Linked DNA regions of Mus musculus: region 1 is linked to region 2. A link is a contact called in ENCODE Hi-C or POLR2A ChIA-PET data. All regions are on one chromosome and are shown on one strand. Each heading gives the region's core, a stretch centred on a gene start or an enhancer-like site at or near the end of the contact. The rest is flanking DNA. Distances are from core to core; before and after follow the strand shown.

Region 1 (2,700 bases), core at 124-2,623, 60 kb after region 2:
TCGACCTATTCAAAATCTCCTCAAACCCCAGCACCCAAGTGAGACAGGCAGAAGGACTCAGCCAGGAAAAAAACGTTTAAAATGATTGCAGAGACAGATTCAACGATTCAACTTGTCACTTTCCTGCATGGGAATTCATAGTATTCATGATATTTCTTGCTGGCTCCTGTGAGAGGGCAGAGGCCCCTTAGTAACTTCTGACCGGTCGGGGCAATCAGACAACGCGCACGAGCGCCCAGTGCCTGGAGCGGGGTTAAGATTTGACCAAGAACAAAAGAAAGCTTGCCAATCAGAAAATGCTACCCCACAAGGAAAATAACCCCTCTTTGTGTCTCGAAAGCCCTTTAATTAGCAAATGCCCTGCTTTCTAACGCGCGTTAAAACATTTCTATGTAGATTCCAAATGGAAAGATCAAATGGTTGCTTCTGCAACGAAGAAGGGGTCCCTGAAGGCCACACACCTCAGAAAAAAAAAAGGAAAACGGGGCAACCGAAGGCGCTCTGTAAATCGTACAGAGTTCCGAGGCCCTCGGTCTCAGGTTACTTTCATAAGCATTCCCCCAGAGCTGCCTTGGAGTTAAAAAAAAAAAAAAAAAAAAAAAAGAGCCTCTTGGGCTCCCCAGGCTCCCAGCAGTATGTCCGGGAGGGGTGGCAGGCTCGTGTGTGCAGCGGATCCCCAGCTCTGGGCCTTCTCCTCCGAGGGTCTGCACTTCCTCCCGCCACAAGTCCGCCCCTCGGCCGACTCGGGTTTCTCCCTCCAGGATGCCCCCCTTTTTTGTAACTGGGGGAGGGAGAGGGAATTGTGCCTTCACGTGGTCGGTTGGGGTAGGGGAAGAAAAAACGATTCTTAGTCGCACCCCTTTCTCGACTCATACTGATGCTAACCAAAATTCTCCCGCCCTCGCCTGCCAGGCAAGGCTAACGTGACTCCGGGTCACGTCTTTCTGCCCTGGTGCTGTACTATTCTCAGCTTCTCCCCAAAGCCTTCGGCGAATGCCCCCTTTTGTTCGGAAATGTGTATTTTAGGGTACCCGGAAGAGGAACCAATCTTACAGGCAAGTTCCCTTTCTGGTGCGTTTTTTTCTCCCTTGAGCAAATTCTGGGTAAAAGTTTTTCCTAACTTTTCTCTCAGTCCCCCGCCCCTCCCCTCAGGAATCCGCCCAGAGCTCTTTAAGCACCGCCTTCCTTGTTTCCTCGGCCGCCCCTTCCGACTTCCACCCAATCGGAACAGGTCCACAGAGAAAACAAAGCGCGCTATTGGATGTCCAGAGGGCTCGGGGCCCGCCCCCGGAGTGGTTTGTGAATGGGGGGAGGGGAGGGGGCGGGGCGGCCCGCAGCCCTGCAAGCCCGACGCTTCTTCTAGCCACCAGTGCGGCTCCCAGGCGTTACTCCGCGCTCCTTCCCTGGCGGGCGGTGCTGGACGCGGAGAGTCGCGGGCTGGGACTGCGCGGGGCAGGAGAGGCCGGGTGCAGGCAGGCCGCGGGTGCAGGGGCCTCGGCGCTTCGGATTCCGTGCAACTCCGTTTCCAAAACCAGCTTGTCCAGCTCTTACCTCCCGAGCACCGATCAGACTCAAAGCGAGAACGAGCCATTTGACTTGAAACTTGGGGCCGACCTTCCTAGGACTGAAGGAGGCTCCAGAATCAGAAGAGGCGGCTGCAGTGGCCCGCGGGGCCTCAAGGAGAGAAGGCGGAGCAGCACCACCGAGGCGACGGCCGGGGCGAGCAGGCAGGGACGCAGGGCGCTGGCCTGGCGGAGGCCTGGCTCGGTTTAGGGGACGTGCGTATCGGCGTGCGCCCGGGGCTCGAGAAACTTGGGCAAACTTTGAAGGGTAACCGGAGAAGCTTGTTGCTCGTCGCCGCAGAGAAAGCCGCACCGTTACGTCTCGGCGGGGAGGGTAAGGCGACACCCCTTCCCTCGATCCCCCACTCCAGGCCCAGGAGTTTGAACCTCCGGCGGCTGCGTGAGTGCCACGCGGAGGCGGCTGCGGCGCCCCCTCGGCTGGCGGCCTCGCCCCCGCTGTGCAGGCACCCTAGCACCCTCGGCTCCGCGCCGCCCACGGCCCGGCCCCGGCGCCGGGAGGACTCTCATGCGCCGGGCGCGGCGGCGCCTCCCTGTATCCAAGCCTCTCCCCAGCGCCTCGTCTTTTTCCTCCAGCTGAGAACGCCGCTGCACTCGCGACCGGCGATGCGGGGCCCCGGCACGGCGGCGTCGCACTCGCCCCTGGGCCTCTGCGCCCTGGTGCTTGCTCTTCTGGGCGCGCTGCCCACGGACACCCGGGCTCAGCCATATCACGGCGAGAAAGGCATCTCGGTACCGGACCACGGCTTCTGCCAGCCCATCTCCATCCCGTTGTGCACGGATATCGCCTACAACCAGACCATCCTGCCCAACCTGCTGGGCCACACGAACCAAGAGGACGCGGGCCTCGAGGTGCACCAGTTCTACCCTCTGGTAAAGGTGCAGTGTTCTCCTGAGCTACGCTTCTTCTTATGCTCTATGTACGCACCCGTGTGCACCGTGCTCGACCAAGCCATTCCTCCGTGCCGTTCCTTGTGCGAGCGCGCCCGACAGGGCTGCGAGGCGCTCATGAACAAGTTCGGCTTCCAGTGGCCAGAGCGGTTGCGCTGCGAGAACTTCCCAGTGCACGGTGCCGGCGAGATCTGCGTGGGGCAGAACACGTCCGACGGCTCCGGGGGCG
Region 2 (2,700 bases), core at 147-2,646:
CAGTGATAATGTGTCTTCACCATCACCAGGATGTGAGGCTGTTGAATCCATGGTCCACTGATGCTCAGAGTGTCCCTAGTAGGTGGTTACCCTTCACTCTGTAGAATCTCTATACATCCCTCATGGCTGTTGGGGGAAGGGTAATGTTTGGAATGTGCGTGGTCCACACACACCCACTACCCAGTTCATATGCTGGCTTCAATATGGTTTCGTCAATACGGTGGTGGGATGCCATGAGAGTAGTCTTCCTGAGTGGGACTGGTGGAGACCACGTACAGACAATTGTACAGACAATTCCACTAAGCTCCTCCCAACAGTGACCTAGCAACAGTGGAATCATCACCTACTGCCATTACTACCTACACCCACCAACCTGCCAGGTGCCAGTGACCTGGCATACCCTCAATACCCCACCCCACCCCTTCTTCTTCTTTTGATATCTCCCTCTCCCTCCCTTCTCACTCTCTTTCTCTCTCTATCCCCATATGTTCCCAGCCCACCTCTCTTTCTCTTTCTCTTTCTCTTTCTCTTTCTCTTTCTCTTTCTCTTTCTCTTTCTCTTTCTCTTTCTCTTTCTCTCTCTCTCTCTCTCTCTCTCTCTCTCTCTCTCCCTCTCCCTCTCCCTCTCCCTCTCCCTCTCCCTCTCCCTCTCCCTCTCCCTCTCTCTCTTTCTCTTTCTCTCTCTCCTTCTCTGTCCCCCACCTTCTCTGCCTCTACCCCTTTTCCAAGTCCTCACTCCCCTTCCCCCTTAATAAACTTTCCTTATATCGGATCTGTAATGGTGTGATTTCTCAAGTGGACACCTTGACATATGCCCGCCAGGTACCTCCTTACTCCAGCTGCTGCCGCATTTTATTTCATAACACAAACCACCAGTTTCTTGGCCTAGGATGCTGGTTGGAGTCTGAGCCCCGTTCCTGCCTGTGTTTTTGACTGGGTGCATGCCACGCTGGATCCCACTTTCCCATACCTTGTCTCAAAGGACCTTACTACATCCATTTCTTTGCACCACACCCCCCTCCAAACTGGCACACAATTTCTAGGAGGAAACTTCTAGAAGAACAAGAGTGTTTTTAATTCTAGCATCTCTGTGTGTGTGTGTGTGTGTGTGTGTGTGTGTGTGTTGAGGGTGCCTCTTGGGCACTTCCTAGGAGATAAAGATGATGTTCGTAGTGTTGACAGTCAAGGCAGCGAGAAACGGAAACATTAGGGACAGCCAGAACACAACTAAGTCAGACTGTAATTTGCTAAGCCCTATACCAAAATCCTTGCCAACCACACCATTGTTCTGTGCTTGCCTGGATTTCCATTCTAACTGAGCTGCTCAGTGAAGCCACACTGGGGCCTCCCCTAGATCCTGGGTTAGGCCATTAGCGATGCCAGCTCCCTTCACACCCACAAAGAGATGCTGCCTGGAGCTAAGACACAGGGATCCTCTGGAGGCTCCAGGCTGTCCAGAGAAGTTCTCGGCGGTCCCCACCCCTTGGACGGGTTTCCAAGCTTTAGACAGCTCACTTGTCAAAACACCTTGAAATAGTCAGGCTAGGTACAATATAAACATTCGTGTAGTTACAGGATAATAATTACACCCTCCATGTACATAACACCTTTCTCCCCCAGAGCAGCCGACTCCTGCATTATCTCATTAGTTCTCCCATCCCTGGGAGGCAGGGAGGACCCAGTGTGGTTGCCCACAGTTCACAGATGGGAGAGAGAAAAGGAAAGAAGGAAAGGAGGGAGAGAGGGAAGAAAGAGGGAAGGACCTGGCCCAGGGTCACACACTTAGTTACAGGGGTTAGGTGTGGTCTAGCTGGGGACTTGGGGAGAAAAATGGAAAAGCCTCCTCCACTGAGCACTTGAGAGATGGTGCCAGACAGACGGGACCAGGTTTCCTTTGCAGCAGCCTTCTGGGCTGGGAGTCTTCTGGTCCTCACTCTGCAGATGGGGAAAGTATGCACAGAGAAGTGCAGCTGCTTCCAAGGGCGCGTCAGAGGCAGGCCAGCTCCCGGCAGTCCTGAACAGCCAGCAGAACCTCAGCCAGCACCCGGAGCAACCGAGCAAGGCTAGGTAAACAAAGGCAGGGAAGGGGTTGGGCCCCCCTCTGGCCCACAGAGGTCAGAGGTAGCTGAGCAAAAGCTGCTCATTATGTAGCCTTATGGAATCCATAGAAAAGGCCCTAATTCACTGAGAGCTGCACCCCACCCCCATGCCTCTCCCCTCGCTGGTCGCGTTCTCGGGCTCATCCTTTTGACATAGGGACAATTACTGCCATTCATACCCACCCCGACCACCTGCCACCGGCTCATTCTCATGCTCATGGGGCTAAAGAGCAGGCACAAAACCGGCCAAACTGAGATTCCCACCAGACCCAGGAAGGGACCCCTGTGCACCCCCCCACCCCACCCCACCCCCACCCCTGCCAGAGCACAGGGGCAGGAGGCCTCCCTTTACAATTTCCGGGGTCCTGTGGGGACTGGAAAACTCAAGCTAGAGCTGGCAAGGAGGTTGCCTGGCCTGACTGCTCAAGGCATCTCAACTCTCTGGGAGGTCTGACCGGAAGTTACGCCTTTGCGATGCAAAGGCTTGGGTCCCAAGTTCTGACCCTCACAGAGTGTGTGGCTGGAGCTGGGGATTATATATTCAGAAATTCTGTGAACTGGTCGGTATCGGTCACACTGGAAGTTTGAAATGACCTCTGTCA

Evidence for each region. Hi-C counts contacts between places; a loop is a spot of excess contacts on that map. ChIA-PET counts read pairs that join two places held with the same protein, here RNA polymerase II (POLR2A).
Region 1: POLR2A ChIA-PET joins it to region 2 with 52 read pairs in embryonic stem cell. The contact joins the promoter of Fzd7 here to the enhancer-like site in region 2. A Hi-C loop is called at or near these places in 1 of 37 maps with a recorded cell type or tissue (gastrocnemius). POLR2A ChIA-PET finds 5 or more read pairs at or near these places in 4 of 5 experiments (Patski and embryonic stem cell).

The regions. Positions count from the first base shown.
Region 1 is chr1:59,480,774-59,483,473 of GRCm38, forward strand. It overlaps Fzd7 (frizzled class receptor 7), which reads left to right and starts at 1,374. Exons shown (of 1, transcript NM_008057.3): 1 at 1,374-2,700. The coding sequence starts at 2,187.
Region 2 is chr1:59,421,098-59,423,797 of GRCm38, forward strand. No RefSeq gene overlaps it. Among named protein-coding and RNA genes, the nearest start is that of Gm33724, 3.5 kb to the left of the region's middle. Within about 2 kb of position 1,397, at least 2 of the 3 ENCODE cell types and tissues checked have a DNase peak (open chromatin) inside an H3K27ac peak, as active enhancers do; they include gastrocnemius, where a contact is called at or near this core.